Linked DNA regions of Mus musculus: all the other regions are linked to region 3. Evidence: chromatin contacts called from ENCODE POLR2A ChIA-PET data. All regions are on one chromosome and are shown on one strand. Each heading gives the region's core, a stretch centred on a gene start or an enhancer-like site at or near the end of the contact. The rest is flanking DNA. Distances are from core to core; before and after follow the strand shown. Region 1 holds the start of Mcrip2 (MAPK regulated corepressor interacting protein 2). Region 2 holds the start of Cerox1 (cytoplasmic endogenous regulator of oxidative phosphorylation 1). Region 3 holds the start of Rpusd1 (RNA pseudouridylate synthase domain containing 1).

What was found. ChIA-PET counts read pairs that join two places held with the same protein, here RNA polymerase II (POLR2A).
Region 1: POLR2A ChIA-PET joins it to region 3 with 10 read pairs in embryonic stem cell. The contact joins the promoter of Mcrip2 here to the promoter of Rpusd1 in region 3. POLR2A ChIA-PET finds 5 or more read pairs at or near these places in 3 of 5 experiments (Patski and embryonic stem cell).
Region 2: POLR2A ChIA-PET joins it to region 3 with 16 read pairs in embryonic stem cell. The contact joins the promoter of Cerox1 here to the promoter of Rpusd1 in region 3. POLR2A ChIA-PET finds 5 or more read pairs at or near these places in 2 of 5 experiments (Patski and embryonic stem cell).

The regions. Positions count from the first base shown.
Region 1 is chr17:25,866,327-25,869,999 of GRCm38, forward strand. Mcrip2 (MAPK regulated corepressor interacting protein 2) reads right to left here and starts at 2,412. Exons shown (of 5, transcript NM_026633.3): 1 at 2,299-2,412; 2 at 2,088-2,217. The coding sequence starts at 2,350.
Region 2 is chr17:25,568,613-25,572,205 of GRCm38, forward strand. Cerox1 (cytoplasmic endogenous regulator of oxidative phosphorylation 1) reads left to right here and starts at 2,199. Exons shown (of 2, transcript NR_045176.1): 1 at 2,199-2,489. It overlaps Sox8 (SRY (sex determining region Y)-box 8), which reads right to left and starts at 2,074. Exons shown (of 3, transcript NM_011447.3): 1 at 1,498-2,074; 2 at 216-448. The coding sequence starts at 1,910.
Region 3 is chr17:25,726,440-25,730,089 of GRCm38, forward strand. Rpusd1 (RNA pseudouridylate synthase domain containing 1) reads left to right here and starts at 1,278. Exons shown (of 6, transcript NM_028009.4): 1 at 1,278-1,408; 2 at 1,764-1,952; 3 at 2,084-2,207; 4 at 2,387-2,489; 5 at 2,629-2,730. The coding sequence starts at 1,771. It overlaps Chtf18 (CTF18, chromosome transmission fidelity factor 18), which reads right to left and starts at 976. Exons shown (of 22, transcript NM_145409.2): 1 at 808-976; 2 at 502-681; 3 at 262-409; 4 at 1-110. The coding sequence starts at 898.

The sequences.
Region 1 (3,673 bases), core at 1,162-3,661, 140 kb after region 3:
GCTTCTGCTTAGAGGCCGTGGTTATATAAGACCAGGCTCTGTAGGGGAAAGGGCACTAATCCCAGAGTGCACCTGTATCCACTTCTAGGCCCACTGCCTGCTGCAGCACCAGGCCATAGTGCCCCATAGACATCCTCTCATGTACTCTCCTACCCCCTCAAGGTGACCGGTCACTCATCTTTCAGCCTGGGATCTCCCTGCCTGTGACACACAGCGAAGGGCATCAAGATTCAAAATCAATATTTCAAGATTTAGCAGTATTCTGACCCCAGTACTCCCAACCTTGACTCTGTCCCAAGGCTCTTCTGCCCAGTGGTCCCTGAACATTTTCTCAATCTGCTCTTGGTGGGGTAGGTGGTAACATGGTCGCATCTCAAGTCTCCCCCATCTGTCTCTTGCCGCCAGGAGAAAAGAATATGTCAGAGGCACAGGCCTGGCCACCATAACTGGCAGCACCCATGCCTAGCCATTTAGTGGGTTGAAAGCTTCATGATTTTGCCCCACAGCAGCAGGAGAATGACCAGTGCCTCCTGTGTTCCCTGATGCTGGTGGACATGGGTGACTGATGGGTGGCCTTGAAAAGACAAAGGACTAGAGGTAAAATTCCATGTGAAGGTCCTATTGGAGATGGGAGTTCCCAGCCCAGGAAAGGGCCACCTCAGAGGACATAGGGAAGACTCCTTAGCCTATCTCCTCAGTTCCCAGAACTCAGGACAGGAAACCAATCTCCCGGGCGTCAGGTGTTCTCCCTGGTTGCTGACAGATGAGTCCAGGCCTTCACATCAGCTTATCTTACTGAAGCCTTTTTAGAGGAAACACGCAGTGTGGTGTCTCTTGCAACTCAGCATTCTGGAGAGTGTTACTACCTTCTCCTCTTCCTGGACACTGACCCAAATATTGCCACAAGCCTGTCCGTGTTGTCCCCCAACAATAAGGACTTTAAAAGGTGTTTTCCCGCCGGGTGTGGTGGCGCACACCTTTAATCCCAGCACTCGGGAGGCAGAGGCAGGCGGATTTCTGAGCTCCAGGCCAGCCTGGTCTACAGAGTGAGTTCCAGGACAGCCAGGACTACACAGAGAAACCCTGTCTCTGGGGTGGGGGTGGGGGGTGGGGGGTGGGGGGGGTGTTTCCCAGGTAGAGATAGGCCAGTCACCAAGGCAGCTCCAAACTCCCTGTCTGGGTAACCACTTTGTGGTTATACATCTGCACCATAGAGTTCTCCCAGAGACATAAGGGCAATAAGGACATAAACCGATGTCATACGGATGTCCCCTAGGGCAAACACAGGCCACACAGGCATCTCCTACCTATAGCTTCCGAAGCCTAGTAGCTGAGAGCTAAGAGGGGTGGAGCCAGCCACACAGACTCCCCTGCTGAGACGAGTCTAACTCTTGGCCTCCCTCGAGATTGTGGTCTCTTTGGTGCTCTCTCTTAACCGGTTCACATGCCACCTCTACCAGAGTAGAGCCTACATGCCTGCAGAGTCCAGTCTACCGATACAGGAAACAGTAAATGGAGCCAAAGAAGTAAAAGGTTCAGCCTTGGTTGAGTGGGATCACTTCCAGGTCACACTGGCTGAAATCCAAGTAGCTAGGGCTGAACTTCCCTAGACACATTGCGGGTTAGGAAAATCAGAAAACTCTTGGAACCCACAGGCGCGGGCAACTGCTGGGGAGGAGGGCTCCAGTGTCCCAGGGTGTTAGTGAAGGGCAGGGACCTGATAAGACCAGCGGGAACACGTGCGCTTCTTCTGCTCTGCAAGGACAGGGCCTGAAGTCCTTGAGAGCCAGGGCCTTGGGCAACTTTCCCCAACTTTGACCTCGACCACTTCCCAAGGGGTCCAAGTTAGCGGCCCAAGGTCACCAGGTCCCTCGGTTTTGAGTACTTGCGGTCCTTGACAGGCGGGATTGGTCGGAAGCCCTCAAGGCTCCACGTGGCCACCAGGGTCCACTCAAGCCAGCTGGGCCCAGAAGTAGCCGGCGAGCAGAAGTGCACGAGTTGCCTGCGCCCCGCCCCCTGCCCACCAGGACGCGTGGTCCCCATCAACCTTCTCCAAGGTCACCCTCGTGCCCGGCGGCCTGGCTCACCTTGCAAGGGGCCAGGGTCCCTGAGTCTGTGCCGAGGGCTGCAGGTGCGCGGGTAGCGCGGTCGGCGGCACCGGCTGCCGGCATTTCAGGAGCTCGCCAAGCCTGCTCTCCACCTGCTGCTGTGTGGGACCTGCGGGCCGGGGCGGAGGGCGCTGTCAGCCGCCGCGAGCCAGCGGTCAGGACGTCCCGCCTGCCCGCCCGCCCTGCGCACCTGTGCGGCGCTGCGCGACCAGCTTGCTGGGCCCCTTGGTGATAGTGTACATGGTGCGCCGTCCCGCCCGCCCCTGGCAGCGGCCAGATCAGGCACCCTCCACCAGCTTCACTTTGCGGTCCCAGAGGCTCGGCCCCTTTAAGGAGGGAGGACGGGCAAAGGGGCGGAGCGACCCACACACGCCCCCTGCCCTTAAAGGAGCTTCGCCTACTTGGTAGCCTTCCCAACCCTTTGGAAAATTGGCCAAGTCACTAAATTTGAGCTAAGAACGGGTTGTACTCGCCAAGGGGTATGCCATCTCTAGACTGGAGCGTGCATGTGCGAGTGTGCATGTGTGTGCTTGTGTATCTGTCTGAGATTTCAGAGAGAGAGGCTCTTTCAGTTGAGGAGGGCCCTTTGTGTACTAGGGTAGTGCTAGGGACCCTGAACAGTCTCTAAAAACACCAGTATTCCAGCTCATATTTGAGACACCACCACCACCCAGCCAAGTGCCTGGACAAGCCTGGATTGTTGGGGATCACTGTGTCAGGAGTCAGCTTTAGAATGAGTGCTCTAAGAGTGTTTAAGTAGATCTAAAGTACTGTGGAACCAGAAGACCAGGAGAACACAGAGCCCTCAGGGGGTACCCTATTCCTAAAGTACTATACTAACCGCTCTTCAATTCATGTCCTGAGCCTTTTCCCCAACTACTGGGGAAGCTGGAAATTAGGTCTGTGGGGAGAGCCACAGGGTTTCCCAGTACAGCCTGGAAGGAGGAAGAACCCAGCAAGAGTGGAAGCAGCCTGACCCCCCCCCCGTACCCCCCCCCCCCGCCCCCAGGTCTCCTTTTTTTGCTGTTGGTTTTTTGTTTGGTTTGGTTTGGTTTTTTGAGACAGGGTTTCTCTGTGTAGCCCTGGCTGTCCTGGAACTCACTCTGTAGACCATGCTGGCCTCAAACTTAGAAATCCGCCTGTCTCTCCCTCCCGAGTGCTGGGATTAAGGGCGCGCGCCACCACTGCCCGGCGTGATGTGAAGTCTTGAACTGTATCTGCCAAGACTTGTGCTGCCCCTGCCACCAACACCTGGCCTTAAGGTTCCTATTGTCATATTTGAGGAGGGTCAGTCTGCAGGCACTAGGGACTAGGGGAGGCAGGTCTGTCAAGTCTTGGACCACTTAAGCAAGACGAACAGTGAGGAAGGAGTGAGGGTGGGTAGCTGGTCCACCTGAATTCCAGAGTATCTAAGGAACTCCAGGGGACTTTTATCCCAGGTGACCAAGCCTTCATTCCTTTGGCCCTGGGCCTTTGGCCTTACATTATGCAGAGCGGGGCTGGAGAGTGAAAGGCCTTCTCCAGCTCTGAGAAGACTGTTGAGTGTACTAGGGAGGCATGAGACA
Region 2 (3,593 bases), core at 949-3,448, 160 kb before region 3:
AGAGTGCTAGATGGAGCTAGGCAGCTCCCTCCTTTTGTACATAAGAAATAGCTACATCCAGAGGTTTTTTTTTTTTTTTTTTTTTTTTTTTTTTTACAAGGGATCGGGGAAGACCCAGCCCTCCTCAGACTGCCAACCATGGAGGGAAGACCTACCCACACTCCAGATCAGTCCTGCTATTGCCCGTCCCCCATGCTAAGGGTCCTGGAGCCCACCTGTGTGGTGGTCACTGTGATGGTGTGCCTCGCCGAGCACTGCATCAGCTTTGTACATGGGACCACCAGGGTGGTGGCCCAGTTCAGTACCAGAGTCTGAGTCGCTCCGGCCAGTCTTCACACTCTTCCTTCGCCTTGGCTGGTATTTGTAATCTGGGTGGTCTTTCTTGTGCTGCACACGGAGCCTCTCGGCCTCCTCCACAAACGGCCTCTTCTCGCTTTCACTCAGCAAGCTACAGAAAACACAGTAGAGCGAGGATGCCCACGGAGCTCCAGACTTGCCAAGGACCTAGGCAGCGCCAGCAAACACTGCTGCCTGCAGTCAGACAGTTGGAGCACAGGATAGGGTGCTGGAGAGCTCAGGATACCCTCCAAGGGGTAACCTGCCCTCCTGCTGAGAACTCCGACACCAGTGGGGCAGAGCCCAACAGTGTGGTCTAAGGACCAAGACCCCAATTCTCCATCTTTCCCGAAGTCCCCCTTTCCAGCACTATTTGCTCATCCAGTCACCCACCACTGCTACCACCGCCGCCGCTACCACCACCACCACCAATCTCTCTCAAGAAAGACAACAGGACCCAGTGAAAACTATACTTCGACAAAGGCAAGGAAGGCTTTCTGGAAACCAGCCATCCCAAGTTGCCAGGAGTGATGGAGAAACTCCGGGAGATTGTCCTCAGAGCACACACACACACACCCTGAGAATCTCTCGACCTTGAACCTCAACTTGCCGGCCAAGCTGAGAGGGCAAGACAACCTGGCTGTCCTGCTCAGCCCAGTATCACTACTACACACTGTTTCAAACTCGAATAGAGGCAGCTTGGGAGGTGGGACTGTGCAGCTGTCTTCAATAATGCCTGCCTTTCTCAGGCCAAAGTGCTCATTGAGCCTGTCACTTTCACCTGCTCTTTCCTTCCCCAATTCCAGGTTCCTGTGGCCTGGGAGCAGTACCTGCCAGAGGACTTGGACTCCTCATGGACCCCGGAGTCCCAGCTTCTGCCCAGGACAAAGCAGCTTGATGCCTACCCAATATGCCTACAGGCCGTGGTGGCCACTCGATGCTAGGATCCCCAGTTCTGCAGTTCTCAGCAGGATATCCCAGGAGAGGAGAAAGGACTGGAGGGTCACACTCCAGGCACTGGCCTCCGTCCATCTCCAAAGTCCCACACCTGGTGTCTCTGTTGACCAGACCCACCCTGGAACCAGCCCAGGAGCACAGCCCAAGCTGGGGCACGAAGTCACTCCTTTCCTCAGCCTGAGTGTCAAGAGTCCCCACACTCACCGCCACAGCTTGCCTAGGGTCTTGCTGAGCTCTGCGTTATGGAGATGCGGGTACTGGTCCGCCAGCTTGCGGCGCGCCGCCTGTGCCCACACCATGAAGGCATTCATGGGCCGCTTCACGTGTGGCTTGGCCTTGAGCGTGCCGCCACCGCCGCCGCGCACAGGCATAGGCACCAGACTCCAGTCATAACCCTTAAGCACCTGCGACACGGCATCACGGATGCAGGCTGGGAAGCGTTCGTCTGCTGCCTCAGCAGTATCCCCTCGGCCGCCGCCCCCCGCGCGGCCCAGGCCCTCTGATCCCGCGGGCGACGGTGGCGCGTCGGAGTCCGAATCCTCCACGTGTGACATGGAGCTAGCGGTGCCAGACGGGCTGCAGGGAGGCTGGGCGCGGGCCTCACTCATGTCCAGCATCGGGGCCACGCGCGGAGGGGCACTCAGTGGGGATGGACGCAGGGGTCGCGCCCGGTCACTCTGTGGAAGGACACTCTAGAATCCAAGGTTGCCACGCAGGACCCAATCTTTGTCCTCACCGCAGGGGCCCAGCAGCAGCTCCTCCGCCGCAGTAGCTCAGTCTCAGTTCTGGGACCCGCAACAAGTTTCTTTAAGCCGTGGTCGAAACCCCGCCCCTCCCGGTCCGGGTTGGCAGGTCCTCCCCAGGCGGAGCTTGTATGCCCCGCCCCGAATCCAAAGAAGCCTTGCGACCCCGCTCCACCCTCCGTACCACGTGGGCCAGGCGCCCCGCAGCCTGATCCCTCGGCTGAGGCGGGGTCAGAGGGCTAAGGGTGACTGACTGCCCAGTGCATGGATCTCAGCAGCACGGCTTGACTTTCGGGCGGCAGGCAAGGATGCTAATCCACAAGGTTCCTGAGTCCAACATCCCTCCCTCCAATGTGGGGCTCGAATCCGCTATTGCAACCAAACCCGGGTTCTGCCCGCAGGGTGGCGCAATGACAAGAGCCACCAGGTGACCCTGGTAACTCCCGCACCTAGGTGAGCTGGAGGACCCCGGGGCTAGACAGAGGTGGGAGGGCGGGGGCGCTGGGCGGGGCTGCTCTGGCAGTGACTGCTGAGTCCCTGAGGGCGGTCAGGCGGATGGAGGGGCCGGACGCGGGGGCTCGGGTCCTTCCGGGTATGACCTGTGGTGGGGGCGCGGAGGCCCTGGCGGGCGGGCCTGGGTGGTCTGGCGGAGGCGGAAACCACGCTGGGCCGCTTCTCCTCAGCGCCTAGAGAGAAGGCGGAGAGTGCTCAGGGTCGGAGAGGGGACGTTTCTCCCGAGGCGAGAGCCAAGCCTGACTCCGAACCGCGCCCGAGGTCGCCCCCGCGACTTGCCTCCCAGCCCGGAGGTCTCCAAGTGCAGCTAGGAGTCTCTCGCCAAACTCAAAGGAGGCGATGTACCTGCCACCCTAAGCTTGTCTGGGTGGCATAGAGCTGTGGCTCTCGAGAGCTCGGTAACCCTAAAGGAAGCCACCTGTTTCCCAAGCCCGTGGAGGCGGCTGCAGGGAAGAACTGTGGTCTCTAATAATCTCCATCTCCACCCAAGCCGTGAGTGGTGCCCTAACCTTCAGGTCTGGGATCCCAGCCTCCAATCAGACTTTCCCTGCAGACCTGGAAAAGGCCAGTCCTGTGCAGTGTGGCCTTAGGGCATCTACAGCTCTGGACAGAGGGAGAAGGTCCAAGTCCCTGCTTCCTGCTGAGGGGACGGCTAAGGAAGAGAAACTACCTTAATGGTGACCTTATTCTATTCTAGTTCTCTCTCTCTCTCTCTCTCTCTCTCTCTCTCTCTCTCTCTCTCTCTCTCCTCTCTGTCTCCCTCCCTCTTCCCTCTCTGTCTGTCTCTCTCTCTCTCTCTCACTGTGTGTGTGTGTGTGTGTGTGTGTGTGTGTGTGTGTTGTGTCGATGGAGAGCTAGCTGCCATTGCCTGCTGAACTCTCTCCATATTTTAACCATTACCTGCCAAGAAAGGCCCTTCCCTGCACATCTGCAGTGGCAATCCTTTCCCTTGGGGATCCCTCCACTCAGGGTCCCACCTCTTGGAAAGAAGCTGTCTTAGAGGCATAAAGAACCCTGCTAGCTAGTGCACCATCCATCCCAGCA
Region 3 (3,650 bases), core at 28-2,527:
TCACATTGATATAATCTTCTAAGATAGGAGGCCGTCTCAGGACAGGATTGCGATTTCGGGGACTTGGCAATGTCTGCATGAGGTCTTTGTCAGCATTAGCATCTGAATACCTAGGAGAGACAAGCAGCTCCCTGTCACTCTCAAATGGGGTGCTTGACCCACACTCACTCCTCTTGCCGTCCCATAGACATCCACTTCCAGAGCCTCATGCAGGGACAGGCAGCTTTCCAAGTCAGAATTACATGCCCTTAAGCAACACACCCAGCATCCAACATCTCAGGGAAGACCTCTGGACTCGGTGGAGGGGTAATGTCCCCAGGAGGGGAATCTGGATATAAGAGCTCCTCCATATCTGGCTCAAAGTTCAGCTTCTTCACCACGTCCAACCTGGGTCGTTTGACCATGGGGCCTGCAGAGACAGAGGCAGAAAGAGGTGAAAGAATAGAAAACTGATCCTCAGAATTCCCCGACTTTAAGTGCTCAGTCCCCAATCGGACATACTGGAGGGCGCGGGCTGGTCCCTACGAACATTCTTTCTAGTATTGCGGTTGACATTTCCTGGCGACCCTGCAGGGCAGGGACGCGGGACAGTGTCCCCACCAGCGATGGCCTCTTCGAAGGTTAGCGGAGGGCGGCTCGCTGGAGTTTGGAGGGTCCCAGGAGGAGCCTGGTCCCGTGTTCCTGCTGAGACAGAGGTTGATAGCAGCAACACACATTAAGAAGCGAACTCCCAGCCGTTACCAATCCCATCCACACAGCTCTCCATGCTGCAGCAGGATGCAGCCACGACCCAGGACCCGCGCCCACCTTCCAGCTCAGCCAGCACTTCGAGCTCAGCTGCGAACTGGTTTTGGAAATCATCCTCCACACCATACAGATCTTCCTCGTAGTCTTCCATGGAGCCAGACCACAACTCCCACAGCTCAGAGTCCCTCAGAACTTCCCGCGCCGCCGCCACCGCGCGCTACCCCGCCCCGAGAGCCTCCAATACCGCCAATCAACAGCCGACGTTCCCAGAGGCGCCCGCCATTGGCCAGCGGGGAAGGGCGGGTCTTACTCCCAGAGGGCGGGAGGAGAGGAATAATAGTTCAATGGTTGGAGTGGAGGATCAAGAACGCTTTCTATTGGCCTGTACAGTAAGTAATCCGTGGGGGAGGCGGGGAAATAGGTGGGACTAAAAAAGCGCGTGCGCAGACTATTCGGGTAGGGCCTTACCATTCTTCAGTGGGCGGAGCTCCAGGCCCGGAATGCCATTGGCCAGTACGACCATCCATTAGGAAAGTGGAATGGGCAGGGTGAAAAGGCGGAGCTGCGCGCCAGCCAGGCCAAGACCTGGTTCCTAGTATAGGGAAGCGAGGTTGGATGCAGAGCTGAGAATTGACATCCTGGTCCCTTGGCCCTGTTGCAGGTAAGTCCTAAAGGGTCTGCCTGTGGTCACAGGCTGGTGGGAGGCAAGTTAGGGAGCGCTTGAAGTCCTGGGTGGTCCTGGGCAATAACCTAGCGTGAAGTGTGTAGGCGTGAGCTGGACAACCAGGCTGTTTATTCCACTTCAAGTCAGGGAGAGCTCCCTAACCCTGAGTCCATGGCAAGTCAGAATCACCTGACCTTGGCCAGACTCCCATTCCGGAGCTGACACCCCTGGCATGGGCCCTTGTGGAAGACATAAAGGGTTCCAGCAGGTTCTGGCCCCAGTAAGTGTGTACAGTACTTGAAGACCAGGTCAGGCACCCTCCTACCCCAGGCTCACTCCCACCTGCGTGCAGCCCCACCATGGAGCCTGGCAGCATGGAAAATCTGTCCATCGTGTACCAGAGCAGCGACTTCCTGGTGGTGAACAAGCACTGGGACCTGCGCATTGATAGCAAGACCTGGCGGGAGACCCTGACCCTACAGAAGCAGCTCCGACACCACTTCCCAGAGCTGGCTGACCCTGACACCTGCTATGGGTTCAGGTACACAGCCAACATGGAGAGCCCCACTGCAGCATCCTTCCAAAGGATGCTGGGACACTGGACTCTGCCACAAAGGTGCTAACCAGAGCACCACAGGGTCCAGCCACTGCTGCTCTTCTGCCCGTTCCCAGGTTCTGCCACCAGCTGGACTTCTCCACCAGTGGGGCACTGTGCGTAGCCCTGAATAAGGCAGCTGCGGGCAGTGCTTATAAATGCTTCAAGGAACGGCGAGTCACCAAAGCCTACCTGGCACTGGTAAGTCCTGGCCAGTTCCTGGGATGCTGTGTGGAGACCCAAGGCTCACAGCCTACTCCAGCAGGCCTCTCAACTGAAGCTCCGTGCCAGGCTTATGTGCCTATCTAGAGCTCAGCCACATTCCTCTCAGAGATGACAGTGTGGCCCAGTGAGCTGCATGTGATGTCCTTGCTCGACAGGTCCGAGGCCATGTCCAGGAAAGCCAAGTGACGATCAACTATGCCATTGGCAGGAATAGCACGGAGGGGCGGACGCATACCATGTGCATCGAGGGCACTCATGGTAATAGTGGTTTGTTGTGGGGGCCATGGGCATGTCTCCAAAGCCTGCGTGAATGGGAACGGCCAGACAGGTGGAAATTGGAGTTGGCTCAGGCTCTAGGGCTGGCCCAGTGGGCCCTTACACTTTAGTTTTCATCTAGGTTGTGAGAACCCAAAGCCAAGCCTCACAGAGCTGCTGGTCCTGGAACACGGCCTATATGCTGGTGACCCTGTGTCCAAAGTGCTGCTAAAGCCACTTACAGGTATGTCCAGGGCAGGAGTTCATCATATAAGAAAGGACCCCGAGGTATAGGCATTGTGGCCTGCCTGGGTCTATACTAGGTGTGCGGGCAGAGCCGATAGCAAGATCTTTGCTGGTGTTTGCATGTACCCTGGCTGTCAAGCTGATCTCTCTGGCTAGATCAAGGGTCTCCCTGACTGTGCCCTCACGGCCCACCCCGACCAATCTCTTGACCTGAGTCCCAATGTCTGATTTGTAGCAAGAAATATAATGAATCCCATACCAAGGGCCTGCCCCACCCTGCCCTGCCCTTCCTTCGCAGTAGCACAGATCTGCAAAGCAGCTAATCAGAAGAGAACCGTACTTTTCTTTCTTTCTTTTTTTCTTTCTTTCTTTTCTCTCTGTGAAGCTTTGACTGCCTTGGAACTCACTCTATAGACCAGGCTGGCCTCGAACTCTGCCTGCCTCTGCCTCTGTCTCTCCAGAGGGACTAAAGGCAGGCGTGTGCCATGACCGACTAGCAAGGGATCCATCCTTTAAAAAAGAAGACTGGGTAAGCAGGTGTGGTAGCATTTGTAGCACCCTAGAGATAGAGGCAGGAAGATCAGAAGTTCATACCTATCTTTTAACTACGAAGGCGCTCTCTGCCAAGCCTGACAGCCTGAGTTGGAGTCCCAGACAAACATGGTGGAAGGAGAGAGGAGAATCTTAGAAGGTGTCTTCTGAGCATTGTGAAATGGTGGCGCACGCCTTTAATCCCAGCACTTGGGAGGCAGAAACAGGCAGATCTCTGTGAGTTTGAGGCCCATCTGGTCCAAGACAGCCAGGGCTAGTTTGAGGCCAGCCTGGTCTACAGAGTGAGTTCCAGGACAGCCAAGGCTGCACAGAAAAGAAAAGAAAAAAAAAAAATATGTATATATATATATATATACCCTGTCTCAA